Regions from separate parts of the Homo sapiens genome. Here region 1 is linked to region 2. Evidence: read pairs that join two places in POLR2A ChIA-PET (ENCODE). Cell type or tissue: PC-3. All regions are shown on one strand. Each heading gives the region's core, and the rest is flanking DNA. Links, peaks and the distances in the headings are about the cores only.

Region 1 (9,062 bases), core at 1-8,000, 93 kb before region 2:
CTGGCGGCCAGCCAGCCAGCCACAGGTGGGCTTCTTCCTTTTGTGGTGACAACGCCAAGAAAACTGCAGAGGCCCCAGGGTCAGGTGTAAGTGGGTAGGTGACCATAAAACACCAGGTGCTCCCAGGAACCCGGGCAAAGGCCATCCCCACCTACAGCCAGCATGCCCACTGGCGTGATGGGTGCAGAGGGATGAGGCAGCCAGGTGTTCTGCTGTGGTTTGGGAGCCTATAAAGTGAGACTAGGCTGGGCATGGTGGCTCCCATCTGCAAAACCAGCACTTTGGGAGGCCAAGGTGGGCGGATCGCCTGAGGTCAGGAGTTTGAGACCAGCCTGGCCAACATGGTGAACCCCCATCTCTTAAAAATATAAAAATTAGCTGGGCATGGTGGCAGGTGCCTGTAATCCCAGCTACTCAGGAGGCTGAGGCACGAGAGTCGCTTGAACCCGGGAGGTGGAGGTTACAGTAAGCTGAGATCTTCCCACTGCACTCCAGCCTGAGCGACAGAGTGAGACTCCATCTCAAAAAAAAAAAAAAAGTGTGACTATTAGCTGGGCATGATGGCATGCGCCTGTAGTGCCACCTACTCAGGTGGCTGAGGTGGGAGGATCATTTGAGCCCAGGAGTTTGAGGCTGCAGTGAGCTATGACTGAGCCTGAGCAACAGAATGAGACCCTGTCTCTCAAAAAATGTGGGACTGTCTCTGGCAGTTGGGTCACCTAATTGTGCCTGGCCCCAAGAAGGAGGGGTGGGTACTTGAGGATGGTAAAGAACCTCCCCACCAAAGGTCTCTGTTTCTTAAATTCTGATTACATGTGTCCCCAGGCCTCTAGGGACTGATCACTGGAGCATGAGGCCTGATAGATCCTGGTGGTCACTTGTTGGGCCTGGGGGCAGACCAGGGGTCTTTCCCAGTGCATGAGAAGAGATGGGTGAGGTGGGACCAGAGTGGGCGACAGTGGCTGGACACCAGCTGCCTGAGCCCCGCCTTACCTCTTTGAGGGTGGATTTCATTGTGTCTATCATGAACGACAGGGACTCCTTGTCAGAGTAATTCTCTCTTGGATCAAAATATCCGTGGACTGCTCTGGAAAGTGAGGAGTTGGGGGTTGTTGGGGTTCATCTTAGAACCGCCTCCCAGCGGTGCCCCCATCCTGCCCTGGGTTCAGGCCTCTGAGGAGAAACCAAAGCCTGGGCTACCCCAACTCCCACAGCTGGGTCCCTTGACCCTGGGTTGGATTTGAGGCTCAGTTAATCTCAGCTCACGCTCAGCTGGCACAAGCCAGGCGCAAGCAAGTGCTGAAGGCACAGCCTTGCTGGGGCGCAGGGAGTTCAGGACTTGGTCACAGTCAGCCCTGAACAGCAGAGCTGGGATCTGAACAGGCGCTGGAGCCCACACTTGCTCTGAGAGAGAATTTATGTCTTCACAATCCTCCCATTGAAAGTCTACAATCCTGGCCGGGTATGGTGGCTCACGCCTGTAATCCCAGCACTTTGGGAGGCTGAGGCGGGTGGATCACGAGGTCAGGAGATGAGACCATCCTGGCTAACATGGTGAAACCCTGTCTGTACTAAAAATACAAAAATTAGCCGGGCTTGGTGGTGGGTGCCTGTAGTCCCAGCTACTCCGGAGGCTGAGGCAGGAGAATGGCGTGAACCCGGGAGGCGGACCTTGCAGTGAGCTGAGATTGCACCACTACACTCCAGCCTGGGCGACAGAGCCAGACTCCATCTCAAAAAAAAAAAAAAAAAAGTCTACAATCCCGTGGTTTTTAATACATTGAGTTGTGAGACCATCGTCACAATTACATTTTCATCACCCCCAAAGAAATCGCAAACCTCTGAGCTTACACACACACACACACACCCCACCCCCCCACCCCCAACAGGCTTCCGGTCCTGAGCAACCATGACCTGGCTTTGTCTCTGCCGTGTGTCCTATTTGGACTTGAACGTGAATGCAGCCATACAACACGTAGACGGTTGTGTCTGACTTCATCCACTTAGTGCGATGTTTTCAAGGCTCATCCATGCTGGAGCCCATGTCAGTGCTTCGTTTCTTTTTATGGCTTAAAAATCGTCTATGGTGGGCCACGCACGGTGGCTCTCGCCTGTAATCCCAACACTGGGAGGCCGAGGCAGGCGGATCATGAGGTCAGGAGATGGAGAGCAGCCTGGCCAACATGGCGAAACCTCGTCTCTACTAAAAATACAAAAATAAGCCAGGCGTGGTGGCGGGCGCCTGTAGTCCCAGCTACTCGGGAGGCTGAGGCAGGAGAATCGTTTGAATCCAGGAGGCAGAGGTTGCAGTGAGTCGAGACTGGGCTCACTGGTTATGGAGCCTTACCTGGGCATGCCCCCCGCTGACACCTGTGGAAAGGCATGGGACAGCCCCGGCCCATCCCCTGCTGCCTGAGCCCTCCCCTCCTCTGACCTTCCTCCTTCCATGACCCTGCTGCCAGGGGGGCTTCCCAAAAAAGATCTTGAGTCTTAGCGATGTGGTCGACACGCAGAGAACTTGGAGCCTCATGCCAGGGCCCCCTCCCAGAGATTCCTGGCGCCCATGTCTCCTTGGGGGGTGACTGAAGGGGATGGGTCCAGACTCACTTGATCAACAGGACATGGGCCTGCAGCTTCCTGATGGAATGCGCACACAGCTCCCTGCTGACGAAGTCAATGCTGTTCTCTGCCTGCAGAGACAAAAACATGGTGAATTCTCGTCACAAGGCACAGGCACTCTCGTGGGCACGAAACCCATCTCTGTTGGGGTGGCTAAGCCCTGGCGAGGGCACCTTAGCCACCCACCCTGGGTCTGAGCCCAGGACCCCACATCACTGCCTCATCGAAGGCTCTTTAGCCCCTGGTGGCCAGAGACTCCTGCCCTCTCCAAGTCTGTTCTCCCCTCTTCCTGGGCTCGTGGCTACCCAGCCTGACTCCATTTCCAATACTCCTTTGCCACCAGGTATGGCTGTGTGATTAAAGTCAGAGAAGTGAGTTGGGCCACTTTTGGGCCTGGATTTTAGGACTTAGGTGTGGCCCTTCCACACCCCTTTCCCAGTCCATAGGCTGCACCTCACGCTGTCCCCTGCCAGCCTGGGACAGGCTTCTTGCCAGGAGAAAGAAACTTGCTGGGACCACAGTGCAGGATGGGCACTCCGTGATGGCCCCAGCCAGCCTCCTCCGCGGCCCTGCCTGCCCTGTCTTGTGACTGTTTTACGTCTGGATGGCGGGGATGTGGCCAGCTTGAGTGAGATGTGCTGTAGGTGTGACACGAAGCTGGATTTGGAAAACAGCATGCAAAATAATGCAATCAAGCTTTATGTTGATTACATCTTAAATCACATTGTGGATGTTAAATAAAAATATGAGAAGAATTTATAGAACCTTTTTTTTTTTTTTTTTTTGCTCTTGTTGCCCAGGCTGGAGTGCAATGGCGTGATCTCAGCTTACCGCAACCTCCGCCTCCCGGGTTCAAGCGATTCTCCTGCCTCAGCCTCCCAAGTGGCTGGGACTACAGGTGTGTGTCACCACTCCCGGCTAATTTTTGTATTTTTTGGTAGAGACAGGGTTTCACCATGTTGGCCAGGCTGGTCTTTAACTCCTGGCCTCAAGTGATCTGCCTGCCTCGGCCTCCTAAAGTGCTGGGATTACAGGCGTGAGCCACTGCACCTGGCCAGAAATTTAAAAAATAAAAATAAAAAAAAAGAATTTTGGGCCAGCCCCATCTTGGAATGTGTATCTTCTGCAATTTAGTTTATGTCCTAACGAAGTCTTTCCATCCCTGGGAAGCCTCCTCCTTCCAGCATTATGGGTGATCACAGATCCCACTACAGATCAGGTCACATAAGACATGGTCCCTAAGGACAGGGAAAGGGGCATCTCCAAAAGTCAGATTGACTAGGATCTGGCAATAAACTCCCACCACGAAGGTCAGCACACACAAGGGACAAACCACCAGTGAGTGAGCCTTAGTGGGTAGGGAGGACCACCCAACAGCTGGTATTGGAATAACTAGCTGTTCATCTAGAAAAACAATTACAATGGCTGGCTGCAGTGGCTCACACCTATAATCCCAGTACTTTGGGAAACAGGCGGGAGGATAGCTTGAGCCCAGGCATTCAAGACCAGCCTGGGCAACATGGCACGACCCTGTCTCTACAAAAGTAAAAAACTTAGCTGGGTGTGATAGCGCACACCTGTAGTCCTAGCTACTCGGGAGGCTGAGGTGGGAAGATCACTTCAGCCCAGGAGGTTGAGGCTGCGTGAGCCATGATTGAGCCATGGCACTCCAGTCTGGGTGACAGAGGGAGACCCTGTCTCTACAATTCAAATAGACCGAACACTGTGGCTCATGCCTGTAATCCCAGCACTTTGGGAGGTCGAGGCAGGCAGATCACCTGAGGTCAGGAGTTCGAGACCAGCCTGGACAACATGGTGAAACCCCATCTCCACTAAAAACACAAAAATTAGCCAGGTGTGGTGGTGGGTGCCTGTAATCCCAGCTACTTGGGGGCTGAGACAGGAGAATCACTCGAACCTGGGAGGCGAACGTTGCAGTGAGCTGAGATGGTGCCATTGCACTCCAGCCTTTGCAACAAGAGCGAGACTCTGTATCAATAATAATAATAATATAATAATAATAATAATAATAATAAAGAAAAATAGAACTTTTAAAACATGAAAAAAAAAAAAGAAAATGAATCACTATCTGACACCATGCTCAAGAACAAATCCCACACGGATCAAAGACAAACACGTTAACATTCCCAGACCATTGGCTGACGCCCTGGTCCAAGCCTCATCTCTTGGCCTGGGCCTGGGCAGCAGCTCTCAGCGGTCTCCCTGCAGTTAGAGCATCCCCACCTCTAATGACAGTGTCTCACATGTGTCCAATGTTCTACCATATTTTAACAATCACAAAATAGCACAGGCCATGAGCACCTGAAGCGACAGCACTGTGCGAGGCCACTCAACACACATGACCTCACCTAGTCTCGACAACAACCCTTCAAAGGCAGGCCCAGGGCTTGGCTCCCCTAGCCAAGCTGCTCATAAACCAGCTGAGCGAATGAAAGCACTTTCTTTTTGCACGTGAGACAACCAAGGCTCAGAGAGGGTAAGCACCTTGCCCAAGGTCCTACAGCCCCTCACTGGCAGAGATGGCCAAGTTTCTATTAATACAAGTCTCCAGTGACACAGGCCTCCAGATGGGACGCTGTTTTTTGAGAACCTTTGTCATCCTGCCCCTCCCCTCTTTAATCTTCACAGCCTCTATCAGGAATCCCCCTCTCAACAGATGCACCGAGCTGACTTCGAGCTTTTCCCTGTGCAGCAGCCAGTGCCTGGGATGTCTCCCTCCTCTCCTCACCTCCATCGACTGTATTTAATGCCACTGAAGTGCACACTTACAAACGGTTAAATTGACAATCATTATGTATTATGTCACCTATGTAATTTCTTTTTTTTTTTTTTTCTTGAGATGGAGTCTCGCTCTGTCGCCCAGGCTGCAGTGCAGTGGTGCTCTCTCGGCTCACGGCAACCTCTGCCTCCCATTCAAGCGATTCTCCTGCCTCAGCCTCCTGAGTAGCTGGGATTACAGGCGTGAGCCACCGTGCCCGGCCCTTGTTTTCCTTTTGAAACAGGGTCTCACTGTCACCCAAACTGGAGTGCAGTGGCATGATCATGGCTGTCTGCAGCCTCGACCTCCTGGGGCTAAGCACTCCTCCCAACTAAGGCTGCTGAGTAGCTGGGACCACAGGCGTGTGCCACCACGACCAGCTAATTTTTTTTTTTTTTTTTTTTTAAATACAGGGTCTCGCTATCTCGCTCAGGCTGGTCTCTAACTCCTGGGCTCAAGCTATCTTCCCACCTCAGCTTCCCAATGTGCTGGGATTACAGGTGTGAGCCACTGCGCCTGGCCTGTGTCCCGTGTTTCGATTGCATGTTTACAGCGGCAGGGTGTGTGTGTGTGGGTGTGTGTGCGCGTGCGTGTGGTGGGGCAGTGGGGGGCTTCTCCTCCTTCAGACAACAAATATGTGTGGAGCTCTGACCTACCAGGCCCACTGCCAGATGCAGGAGGCACAAAGATGACCAAATCAGCCATAGTGGGGGTTGCGGAGTTCACATGCCTCGGGAAACAGAGGAATCAATAGGCTCTTATTGGACAGTGTGGTTACCTGCAGGGCAGGGACAGCTTGCCTGGGGGTGTCAGGGCAGGGTTCCCAGCTGAGGCCCCAAGGAGTGGGGAAGCCAGTGAGCAAGCACAGGGGAGAATTCCAGGTAAGGGAGCCCAGGCTGGAGTCCCAGAGGGGAGAGAAGGCGTGGAAGCAGCATGTGCTTGGGAGAGAGGCGGGTGCGTGAGAGGTGTGGGGAGGGTATTGGAAGTAAGGGGCATGGCTGGAGCAGGGGCAGAGGGAAAGAGAGAACGTCCCTGAAGACCCTGGGAAGCCTGGTGCTCAGCGTGACCCCAGGGAGAAACAGGCTTGTTGGGTGAGAGGGAGAAAGAAGCTTCTCCACGTCTCACGGGATGTCCTCCCCTGGACCCCACCAGCTCCCCGTCCACACCGGGCACCCACCTCTGCAGCAGCTGCTTCAGGCTGAACACGTGCGAGGGCTCCTGGGAGGCCTCTACCTGCAGCACGTGCTCTATGGCTCTCCGCTTGTAGGTCAGCAAGTTCTCCATTTCCTAAGGAGGCACAGTTGGCTGGTGGGCAGGGATCCAGGCTGCAGACGAGGTCTCTGCCCCTCCTAGCCCTGCCCTCTGCTCTCAGCTGAGCCCCTCTCGGCAAAGGGGCACACAGCCCCAGCCCTGGCTAGTCAGCCCCACGATTCTGAACGAGTCTTTGCTTCGCCTCAGTCACAGCCAGCCTGGTCTTGCCTGCGGCCAGGGACAGTTGAAGAGATCAGGTGGGATGATGGAGAGGAAGGGGAATCTCTGTCAACTGCCAAGTGCTTTGCAAAGGCATGAAATTAGGGTCCGGAGGCCACGAACCATCTGGGGTTGGCAGTTTCATCTGGTTCAACGAATGCCATCATTCTCAGTGGCAGAAAGGGACTGGCAGAAAGGGCGCATTTCTGGGGCTTCCAAGCTCCCCCATGATGTGTGGCTCACTCTGTGAGGACAGCCTCAGGCCCACTGCCTGGGGCTGCAGAGGGGGGCATCTCCCATCTACCCATGCCTGAGAATGCAGGACAAGAGGACCAAATGCCCCTCTTGACTCGCCCAGGAGGAAGCCCCTGGGGGCACTGCACTTGTCAATTCAGTGGGTGAAATGCAGAAAGAAGGGAGTGTCTGCTGTCTGCCATCTGTAAATTGGATCCTTATAATAGCCCCTGAGCTAGCTGAGCTCATGCAAGGAACATTTACTGAGCCCTTACTAGGTGCCAGGATTGGGGATGTGGTGACAGAGATGGACATGATCCTTATCCTTATGGGATCTGCCGTCATTCTTTTTTTTTTTTTTTTTTTTTTTTTTTGGAGACGGAGTTTCCCTCTTGTTGCCCAGGCTGGAGTGCAATGGCGCAATCTCGGCTCACTGCAACCTCCGCCTCCTGGGTTCAAGCGATTCTCCTGCCTCGGCCTCCCAAGTAGCTGGGATGACAGGCATGTGCCACCACGCCCAGCTAATTTTGTACTTTCAGTAGAGACGGGATTTCTCCATGTTGGTCAGGCTGGTCTCGAAATCCTGACCTCAGGTGATCCGCCAGCCTCGGCCTCCCAAAGTGCTGGGATTACAGGCGTGAGCCACCGCATCTGGCCGATCTGTGGTCATTCTATGGACAAGAAAACTGAAACTGATGAGACTTGTGTCACAACTGATAGGCTGAGACCTTGGCAAGAAAATGACAGGATGTCAGAGCTGGCCAGGTCATTGAGCCCAACCTCATTTTACACGTGCGGGAACTAAGGCCCAGAGAGGCAAAGTAACTTGCCAGGGGTCACCCAGCAGGTAAACCAGGCCAGGACTCAGACGCAGAGACAGTACTGGTTATGGGTAGTGGTGGTCAGAGGGGTCAGTCCTTGTTCCTTCAGTTCACATTTAGGGCTGTCATGTGTGGTGGTGCAATGTGGACACAGTGCAAAGGCATTCGACTGGGTGTGAGTGCAGTGTGCCGGCCCAGCTGTGTGCCCTAGAACATCTTCCACCCATGGCCGCTGCCCTCTTCCACTGCCTGCCACTGCGTGATCAGCCTGGCATTCTGCAGATCCCGAGCCACACATCCAGTTTCCAAGGGGTCCCCCACACCCCTTGTCCTGACCACTGCTAGGGGTATAAGCAGCAGAAGGGTGTCATCTGTTGGGGAGCGGGTCCCTGACTCCCCTTTCCCACCCTCTGCCGCCTCCTCGTGCTTCCCTAGTGTCCACCAAAGGAGACAGGGCTGGGAGCGCTGCCCGGGGCCCAGGTCCTCCCTAATGACAGCATGCACGAAAGCCCGCTTCTCACATCTGATTCCAGGAGAAAGAGCGGCGTGTCCAGCAAGATAAGTTTATCCACCATCTCGGGGAAGGTACAGAAAAACTGTGAGGATGCCAAAAGGGGAGAATGAATAGGATGAAGAAGGAAAGGACACTCCCGCCTTTCCCTGGGGACCCTGGAGTTCCCCGAAACATCTTTTAGGCTGGGGGGAGGGTGCTGACCAAGAGGCCAGAGGAGAATCTTCTATCTATGGTGTGCCTTCCCCCACCACCCCTAAGTCTGCACCCAGCACTGAGCTCCAGACCTTGGTGATGGCTGGACTCCAGGGTGCGGTGGGACCGGGTATGGGGGCGTGGAAACATGAACTCTACCAGGAGTCTCCACCGTTTACACCAACTTCCTGGTATAAGGACTATCACTGTGACAGGAGGAGGCACTTTCTGTCCCAGGTACCTTCTCCTTCCTCCTTTGTGCTCCCCTCCCCACTCCACCCAAGGGAGCCCCAGTTGGCCAGACAAAGCCATCTACTCACCATTCCGCCCACGACGCCACCTGGGGGACAAAAGAGCTGTGGGTGACATTCCCTCACTCCCTCCCCAGCTGCATACCCTAAAGCTTCTTCCCACCAGTTGGGGGGGGGGCACC
Region 2 (9,186 bases), core at 723-8,722:
CCCGTAAATTGATTTCAGACTCCTTCCTGGGTCTCCTCCAGCAGGGAGCCCCTGCCGGTTCAGGCAGGGCAGGAGCAGGATGAGTTTGTGGATCGCTGGGGACTCAGAGCCACAGAGACAGCCCTGGTTGGGCAGGAGAGGGGACTGGATGGGAGCTGTTGAGTTGGAGGGATGGGGGCGTTGTGCAGGTGGTGGGCAGGTCTGATCCTGAACATCAGTGATCCACAGGAAAGCTGCCAGGTGGGCACACAAACACGTGGGGGCACACCCCGCCAGGGACTCACTCGGCATGTGGTCCCCGCGCCAGGTGTGGGAGGATAGCAACTCCGCCCAGCTCTCAAACTCCAAGTTCAAGCAGCCACAGATTCATAAGAAGAACCGGAAAAGGAAGGACTCAGGCACCCGTGGGCGGTTGACAAACTCTTTCCCAACAAGGGTGGGAGAAGAGCAGCTGGAGGCTGAAGGCAGAGGGCTGTTCATGCCCCCAGCCCTGCACACACCACACCCCTGAGGGGCCTTCAGCCAGGCCAGGCCAGCGCCCGGGACAGGGACAGTGCCCAAGTCTGGGTCAGGGAAAGACCCCTGGGGGTCCTTCTGTGCCTGGACCATCAGGGCCTATGTGCCCTGCACTGAGGGCATGTCATTTAACCCGGCAGAAGGGTATAGGGCTGGCATTTGCCTTTTAAAAAAAAAAAAAACAGAGATAGCTCTTGTCACCCAGGCTGGAGTGTAGCAGTGCGATCTCGGCTCACTGCAATCTCCGCCTCCTGGGTTCAAGCGATTCTCTTGCCTTACCCTCCCAAGTATCTGAGACTATAGGCTTGTGCCACTACACCCAGATACTTTTTTGTATTTTTAGTATAGAAGGGGTTTCACCATGTTGGCCAGGCTGGTCTTGAACTTCTGACCTCATGTGATCTGCCTGCCTCGGCCTCCCAAAGTGCTGGGGTTAATAGGCATGAGCCACCACACCCAGCTGGGATTTGCCTTTGTAGATCCCCAAGGAGGACTCCCTGTCTCATTCTTGTCCCTGGGGAAAGGCAGCCTGGCCCGTGGCAAGTAGCTGGGTTCCAGGTCCCAATTAATCCCACCACAACCCCTTAAGGCTGGCATTGTTGCTCCCCCTGTGTTGTGGGGAGACACTGAGGTCAGAGAAGTAAAGCCAGCTGCCCAAGTTGCACAGCCTTGAAGTGGCAGAGCCAGGAGCCGCATCCAGGCCTGTTGCCTCCAGAACCTGGGCTTTTCCCAAACGCCCCCGCTCATCGCCCCTATTTCTGGCCAGGCCCAAGGCTTCCTCACAGTGTGGGAGGGACTTCCCTGGAGCTGCAGAGAAGTGAGGGATGGAGGGTGTGTCACCCCCCAAAACACAGTCTCCTGTAAAGCAGGGTGGGCAGACTAAGCAGGGATCCACGGCGCTGCCCAGATGAGATGTCTGCGCTTGCAGTTCTGTGGGGGTGGGGAGGCACAGGAGAGGAGTTGAAGACTCAAAACAAACAGCCAAGCCCGGGGACGGGGCGGGGGCCCTCCCAGACACCGTGTGGCAACCCTGCCTCTGATGGCCCTGCTGCCCTCCTGCTCCACCCCTCCTCCCCCATGGTCCTCACTATGGGTGCCCTCTCCCCTCTCCCTGCACCATCCTATCCACATTCAGCAGGTTCAAGAAGCTCCTGTTCAGAAAACTCCCCCTGGGCCAAACTCCCTGCCCCTGCAGCAGGGCAGGCCAGGCAGGAGAGTTCAGGTCCTCACCAGCCCCTCCTCACTCTCTGCCCCAACTCTGCCCTCCCTGAGCCTCAGGGGTGCTCCTTGCAGCCACCTCCAGGCCCCGCTCTCCACAGGGCAAATCTCAAATCCTCCTAAACTCTCTAAGTGGAAGGGAAGTTCTCAAATCCGTTCCCTGCACAGAAAACACCTGGGGCTCCTTGAGACGTTTCCTCCCTGCGCCCCAGGACCTGTTCCAGCTCTGCCTGCCCCAGATCCCATGGGACCTGGAGAATAACCAGAAAAGCAGCTGGGAGCAGCTCCTGGGCCCTCTAGGCCCCTTGGTGCTGGGGGATTTCTCCTGGCAAAACTCAGCTCCTCTGGTCACTCTAAGTCAAAGTTCTATGGTCACCGAAAGTCACAAATGCGTCCCAGTTCTTCACATCTCTAACCCTGTGTAACAGACAAAACTTCAAACTCTAAAGCTGAAGTGGTTCCCCAGGCCACCTGAAGCCTGTGTGAGGGTGAGGGGCGAGGTGCCTCTTCTCTTTCCCACCCAGACCCCTTCCTTGTCCGTCCCCACCGGTCAACCTGGGTGGAGGCAGAAAAGACCTGCCTTGTCAGGTGCGGGGGAGGCTGGCCCTGGGCTCTGCGTGCTTGCGGTGTTGCGTGGAGTCCGTTGGGGCCCCCACGGAAGTGGGGGATTGCTAACTGGAATTCTGTGGCTCTCACTCCCTCCTCAGCCCCCGGCGTCTGGTATCCACCCTGGTCTTCCTCTCCAGGCCGTGGGCCCCTCTAGGCAGCTGCATGAGCCAGTCTAGAAGGACACTCAGCCAGCTCACTGCCCCGGACCACGTTATCCCATGGGGACATACTGCCTTTGCCAGAAAAGGGACAAAGCATGATGCAGCCACACCACGCCCTGGCATGAGATAGATAGCGGCCGAGTGCCCTCACTCAGGGAATACTGCTCAAGTTCAGCCAGGGTCCCGCTAAAGCCCCTCTCAGCCTGGGGTGAGAAGCAGGCACCCCCGGGGCAGGCCGGATGCCCTGCAGCTCTCCCCAGCCCCCTCTACACCCACCTTCTGTGACCCCGTGGTCTCCATGTGATCCTGGAGCCAAGTAGCCACTTGTTGGCCATCTGGTGGTGAAAATTTGTGAGGCCCACCAGGGTTCTGACAAACCTCTTATTAGCATCTGATGGCTACTGTGCCCAGTGCCAATGTGAGCACCCCCTGCCATATCTGATGACAGCTTCCCAGCCTGGGTGCTGGCTCTTCTTCCTCAACACAGCCAGACCAACTGGGGTCCGAAGCCTGGCCCCACCACTCATGATCTCTGTGGTTTTGGGCCTTTAAGATCCTCTGCTTTTTGGTTTTGGTTTTGAGATGGGATTTCACTATGTGCTCAGGCTGGTCTCAAACTCCTGGGCTCAAGCGATCCTCCTGCTTCGACTTCCTGAGTAGCTGGAACTACAGGCGTGTGCCACCACTCCTAGCTAGACCCGCTCCAGAACGCGGTTGCAATAGTTGCCGCCTAGGATCGTCGTGGTGTTTAATTGACATAGGACCTGTGTCACACCAAGCCAGGATACAATTCCTGTAATTTTTCTTTTCCTTCTGTCTGTGGGTTCCTACTTCTGGGTCATGGACACCCTCTAGACCCCCGGGCCACAAACCCTGCACCCCAACCTCATCCCAGGCAAACTCAATGCTCCCCATACCAGCCCTTCTGCCTCAGGCTCTTTCTGCTCCTTCCCTTTTGGACTGGGGATGTTGCCACGGCAGGGAGCCCCTCCTGGTCTGGGACAGGGCCTGTGACCTAACTGGTACCCCTTCAATGTTTGTGGGAGGCACAAACAAATGACAGCTGAAAAGAATTTGTGGACTTGGAAATGACCGTGAAACCTATCAGCACTGTGCCTTCACGGGGGACCGCTTCTAGTTGGCAGCCAACTAGGGCCTAGACCTCTACAGCCTACACCCCTGAAGGGGCCTCTGGGAGGCACGGGTCCAGGAGATGGGGTGGGAGCTGGGCAGTTGCAGGATTCCAGCTCTGGGGTGCTGATGCCCCATTGAAAGGAAGGTGCAGGCCGGGCGCGGTGGCTCACGCCTGTAATCCCAGCACTTTGGGAGGCCGAGGTGGGCAGATCACGAGGTCAGGAGATTGAGACCATTCTGGCTAACACGGTGAAACCCCGTCTCTACTAAAAATACAAAAAATTAGCCAGGCATGGTGGCGGGTGCCTGTGGTCCCAGCTGCTCGGAAGGCTGAGGCAGGAGAATGGCGTGAACCCAGGAGGTAGAGTTTGCAGTGAGCTGAGATCGCGCCATCGCACTCCAGCCTGGGCGACAGAGCGAGACTCCATCTCAAAAAAAAAAAAAAAAAAAAAAAGAAAGAAAGAAAGAAAGGAAGGTGTAGGTGCAGGGGAGGTGGTGAGCTACATTCGCAGGCCAGAACCCAGAGGTCTTGGCTGTAACTGCGGACCTCCTCTCCTCCCCCGGGTTTTTTGGCCTGACGTCTCCAGACTGGACGTTGTTATTGACTGAGCTCGTCAGAGACGGCTTCCTCTCTTTACTTTTTGGACACAGCAGTTTCATCAGAGGTCTGAGGTTCTCGTTTCGAAGCCTCTCCTCGCTGTGGCTGATCTAAGCCAGAGCAGTGCATTGTCATGAGCCTAACTCGGTGACCTTAAAGAAATGAATCCCAAAAGAATATAGAACAACGGACGTCTGTTTTTATAGATTTCCCTGGAATTGTAAAGATCGGCTTAATTGCAGTAGCAGAGTTCATCATTTTCTAGAAGGATACCTCAGACAGGGAGAATTTTTAAAGAAATTGGTCTGAAGTCTTCCTGCCCAGGACAAGCAGGAAGGTTTCATGGTGCTGACAGTGTATCTGCCCTCCCCCTGGAGTGGCCTCTTAGATACACTGTGAGGAGGAGCAGGAGGCCCCGGGTGAGGATATGGAGGTCACAGGTCGAGGGGGCCACAGGGTAGGTACACAGAGGGGGCAGTGGCCTGTGAGTGCTGTGCAGGGCTGCTGGGCAGGGTCGGTGGTGATGTCATTTGTGGTTCACTCTACCCCTCTTGTCTCTAAAAAAAAATTTTTTTAATTTAAAAAAAAAAAAATTTGATGCCCAGGCTGGCCTTGAACTCCTGGCTTCAAGAGGTCCTTCTGCTTTGGCTCCTGAGTAGCTGGGATTACAGACACGCGCCACCATCCCAGCCCACCTGGGTCCCTGGGGGACAATATAACAGCCCCCATCTCTATATGCCTACCCTGCCCCTGTCCCATCTCGGATAAGTCCGTGCCCTGAAGCAAGGCTCTTAGTTTTATGACAAAATGAATGTAATGTTATCATTAAACAGCAGCAATCCTGCAGTAGAGTCCGGAGATACAAAGTCCAGGGTAAAATCCCCCCTGCTCCGTCCACCAGAGGGGAGCCCTGGAGGGGGCCCGGGTGCCAGCTCCCTGGAATGACATTTCACAAGCGAGTGTCGTTATGTCAATTACAAGTCGAACCCACTGTGACTGCCGACATGTGAGTCGATTCCCTGGAACTGTGAGTGCCTTTAGTTCTTTGAGGGAGGGTGTGTCTCTCTTTTTCTTTCTTTCTTCTTTTTGTTTTTTTTGAGACGAAGTCTTGCTCTGTCATTCAGGCTGGAGTGCAGTGGCGCGATCTTGGCTCACTGCAACCTCCACCTCCCAGATTCAAGCGATTTTCCTGCCTCAGCCTCCTGAGTAGCTGGGATTACAGGTGCCCACCACCACACCTGGCTAATATTTTTATTTTTAGTAGAGACGGGGTTTTGCCATGTTGGCCAAACTGATCTTGAACTCCTGACCTCAAGAGATCTGCCCACCTTGGCTTCCCAAAGTGCTGGGATTACGGGCATGAGCCAACAGCCCTGGCCAAATTTTTGTTGTTGTTGTTATTATTGTTGTTATATAGATGAGGGCTTTCTGTGTTGTCCAGGCTGGTCTCAAATGCCTGGCCTTGCCTTCTTATGTGACAGGACAACAGGCCTGAGCCACCGCGGCTCCTGATTTTTTTTTCTTTTTTTGTATTTTTAGTAGAGGCGGGGTTTCACCATGTTAGCCAGGCTGGTCTCGAACTCCAGGCCTCAAGCAATCCACCCGCCTCGGCCTCCCAAAGTGCTAGGATTACAGGCATGAGCCACCCTGCCCAGCCTGGGGGTGTCTCTTTAGTGGCTCAACAGGAAGCTCAAAATATCAGCATTGCCAGAATTTTGAGGGATTAACTGACGCACAGGGCCAACTCCATCTCTGTTCCCGCATCTTCCAGAAGGCTGGCCTCCCTTTGGGACCCCCTTCCCAGAGCTCTGGCTCAGAGCTGAACTGAAGAGACCTGGGAAGAGATGAGCCTGGCCTCCCTCCAGCCCCACACCACAGGCAGGGCCCACACCTCTCTTTCCCCAATAAAATAAATCTTGCGGCTCCTCTGAGCATCTCAAAGACACGATCTTCTCCCGATTAACAATCCGGCCTGCATGTTCTTGGCTGCTGGCTGCCGACCTCAATTTAGAACTGTCTGCTGCTCAGCTGCTGGAGAAGGAGGGGCCTGGAGAACCCAGGAGCGCTAAAGCCGAGGGGCCTGTGCAGCTGAAGTCTGGGGCAGGGGGCGGCTGCTGCCCCCAGCCCAGGATCCAAACAGCATCTCAGAGGCCTGCAGCAGGGGTTAGAGCCCCCCAGGCAGGGCTGCTGCTTTGGGAATTTTCAAACTGTTTTCTGAGGTGCCTCTGATGAGTGGGGGGAGGGGTGGCTCCTACAAAACTGGCTTTGTCATGGTCATTGACATCATGATCACAGCCGAAATGGCCCCACGTGGAGCACCTCTGCGTTGTTGGAAAAACTGCTCTCAGGATGTTGCCTGTTATACTGTAAAAAACCTGACAAATCCTCTCCGAGCCCAGAGTCCGGGAGAGGTTTGTGTCTCCCGCTGCCTGAATGCCTCCTTACTTTGGCACGGGGAGAACTGTGGGCAGACCTGCCTCCCTCTCTGTCTACCGCCAGGAAACGCTTGGGTTTCTTTATTTTGTTTTCCTGCCTCCTTCTTTATTTCTCATCCATCACCAGCTTTCTCTCTTCTCAGGCCTGTGCTTTGATCCCAGGTGGCCTCTTGGCCTTTGGGAAGAAGAGGGGTTGGGAGCGCAGGCTCTGGTGTTCCCCAGCCCTGGATGGGGTTGTAGCTCCACTCTCTACCTGCTGAGGAATCTGGAGCTAAGTGCTTCAACTCCCTGACCCTCAGACTCTTCTTCTTCATAAAACAGGGGCTCTCACTTTGCCTTGGGGTATATTAGGAGAGGTAGAGTGGTGTGCGTAATATGCTTGGCACAACTCCGGCACACAGCAAGTGCAGGAGAGGTAGGGGCTGCACCTGCAGAGGTAAGCTCACACGATGCACGAGACTTGTCTTTCTTTTTTTTTTTTCTGAGACGGACTCTTGCTCTTGTCGCCCAGGCTAGAGTGCAGTGGCATGATCTCTGCTCACTGCAACCTCAGCCTCCCAGGTTCAAGCGATTCTCCTGCGTCAGTCTCCCGAGTAGCTGGGATTACAGGCATACACTACCACACCTGGCTAATCTTTGTATTTTTAATAGAGACAGGTTTTGCCATGTTGGCCAGGCTGGTCTCAAACTCCTGACCTCAGGTGATCGGCCCACCTTAGCCTCCCAAAGTGCTGGGGTTATGGGCATAAAAAAGTTAGCCTGGCTAATTTTTGTATTTTTAGTAGAGACGGGGTTTCACCATGTTGGCCAGGCTAGTCTTGAACTCCTGACCTCCAGTGATCCGCCTGCCTCGGCCTCCCAAAGTGTTGGAATTACAGGTGTGAGCCACCGCACCCGGTCGTGAGCCTTAACAGGCAAGTGGGTGGGACTGAGGCAGCCTCAAGTGACCTGTTGCTCTCTCCCTTTGCTTCCCCTCCAGGAGGACAGTCAGTGACCCACACCGGCCTGCCCATCATGGCCTCCCTGGCCAACACAGCTATCTCCTTCAGCTGCAGGATCACCTATCCATACACTCCCCAATTCAAGGTTTTCACAGTCAGCTACTTTCATGAAGATCTCCAGGGACAGAGGAGCCCTAAGAAGCCAACAAACTGCCACCCTGGACTGGGCACAGAGAACCAGAGCCACACCCTGGACTGCCAGGTCACCCTTGTGCTGCCGGGAGCATCGGCCACTGGCACCTACTACTGCTCTGTCCACTGGCCACACTCCACGGTGAGAGGCAGCGGCACCTTCATCCTGGTCAGAGGTAAGGCTTCCTCTGTGGCTCTTCCAGGGCAAAGGACACAGAGGTTTCAAATGGCAGTTTGGGACTTTGGATCGGAAATAGAGAATGGGGCCAGGCGCAGTGGCTCACACATCCCAGCACTTTGGGAGGCTGAGGCGGGTGGATCACCTGAGGTCAGGGATTCGAGACCAGCCTGGCCAACATGGTGAAACCCCGTCTCTACTAAAAACACAAAAATTAGCTGGGCATGGTGGCAGGTGCCTGTAATCCCAGCTACTCAGGAGGCTGAGGCATAAGAATTTCTTGAACCCAGGATGGGAAGTTGCAGTGAGCCTAGATCGCACCATTGCACTCCAGCCTGGGTGACAAGAGCAAAACTCCATCTCAAAAAAAAAAAAAAAAAAAAAAGAAAAGAAAAGAAATAGAGAATGGTTTGCCTTGTCTACCAGCATTGGCAAAGCAGGCAGACCCACTTCAGGGAGCCCCGGCCTACGGCTGTGCCAGGGCTCCATCTGGGTGTGGAAAGGGCAGGGCCGGGCATGCAGATCTGCTCCTGAACGCCGCTGGCAGGTGACCTAAAAGAGCTCCCTTGGGCCCTTGGTCTCAGTGTGCCATGGGCATCATGGTGGGGGAACTTCTGCAGAACTAGGTATGTGCATGTATGTATTTGTGGGGGCCTCGTGTATGTGAGCACTTGGCTCATGTATAATACACCTTTCCAGAGACAGATCTTTAGTTTTCATCATGCTCTCTCTTTTTTTTTTTTTTTGAGACAGAGTCTCGCTCTGTCACCCAGGCTGAAGTGCACTGGCCCAATCTTGGCTCACTGCAATCTCTGCCTCCTGGGTTCAAGCGATTCTCATGCCTCAGCCTCCCAAGTACCTGGGATTACAGATGTCCACCACCACACCTGGCTACTTTTTGTATTTTTAATAGAGACAAGATTTCGCCATGTTGGCCAGGCTGGTCTCGAATCCTGACCTCAAGTGATCCGCCCACCTCAGCCTCCAAGAGTGTTGGGATTACAGGCATGAGCCAGCACACCCAGCCAGTTTTCATCACATTCTCAAAGGAGTGATGATCCCAAAAGTTATGAGTGAGCCCATCACCAAAGCCCTGATTCTCTGACCTACCTCTGCGATCCCCTGGAAGGAGCTGGGGGCTTCGGAATCCCATAGACCTGGGTTTGAACCTCTGTCCTGCTGCTTGCCCGATGTGATCTTGGGC

Evidence for each region. ChIA-PET counts read pairs that join two places held together with the same protein. Peaks named below come from ENCODE experiments on the same cell type or tissue, not always from the same donor. Only the 100,000 strongest peaks of a DNase experiment are listed, where the experiment ranks them.
Region 1: POLR2A ChIA-PET joins it to region 2 with 12 read pairs; 2 of 35 experiments call an interaction of 5 or more read pairs at or near these places.

Annotation. Positions count from the first base shown.
Region 1 is chr22:42,502,656-42,511,717 of GRCh38, reverse strand. It overlaps RRP7A (ribosomal RNA processing 7 homolog A), which reads left to right. Exons shown (of 7, transcript NM_015703.5): 7 at 1-3,374. It overlaps LOC101927372 (a long non-coding RNA gene), which reads left to right and starts at 5,859. Exons shown (of 2, transcript XR_938283.3): 1 at 5,859-5,898; 2 at 8,359-9,062. It also overlaps the pseudogene SERHL. RefSeq lists enhancers at 1,987-2,685, 2,686-3,385, 6,491-7,124. In PC-3, for the core only: no CTCF peak of the experiment used is centred there; no DNase peak of the experiment used is centred there.
Region 2 is chr22:42,410,201-42,419,386 of GRCh38, reverse strand. It overlaps NFAM1 (NFAT activating protein with ITAM motif 1), which reads left to right. Exons shown (of 6, transcript NM_145912.8): 2 at 7,651-7,980. Among named protein-coding and RNA genes, the nearest start is that of NFAM1, 18 kb to the left of the region's middle. RefSeq lists an enhancer at 1-4. In PC-3, for the core only: no CTCF peak of the experiment used is centred there; no DNase peak of the experiment used is centred there.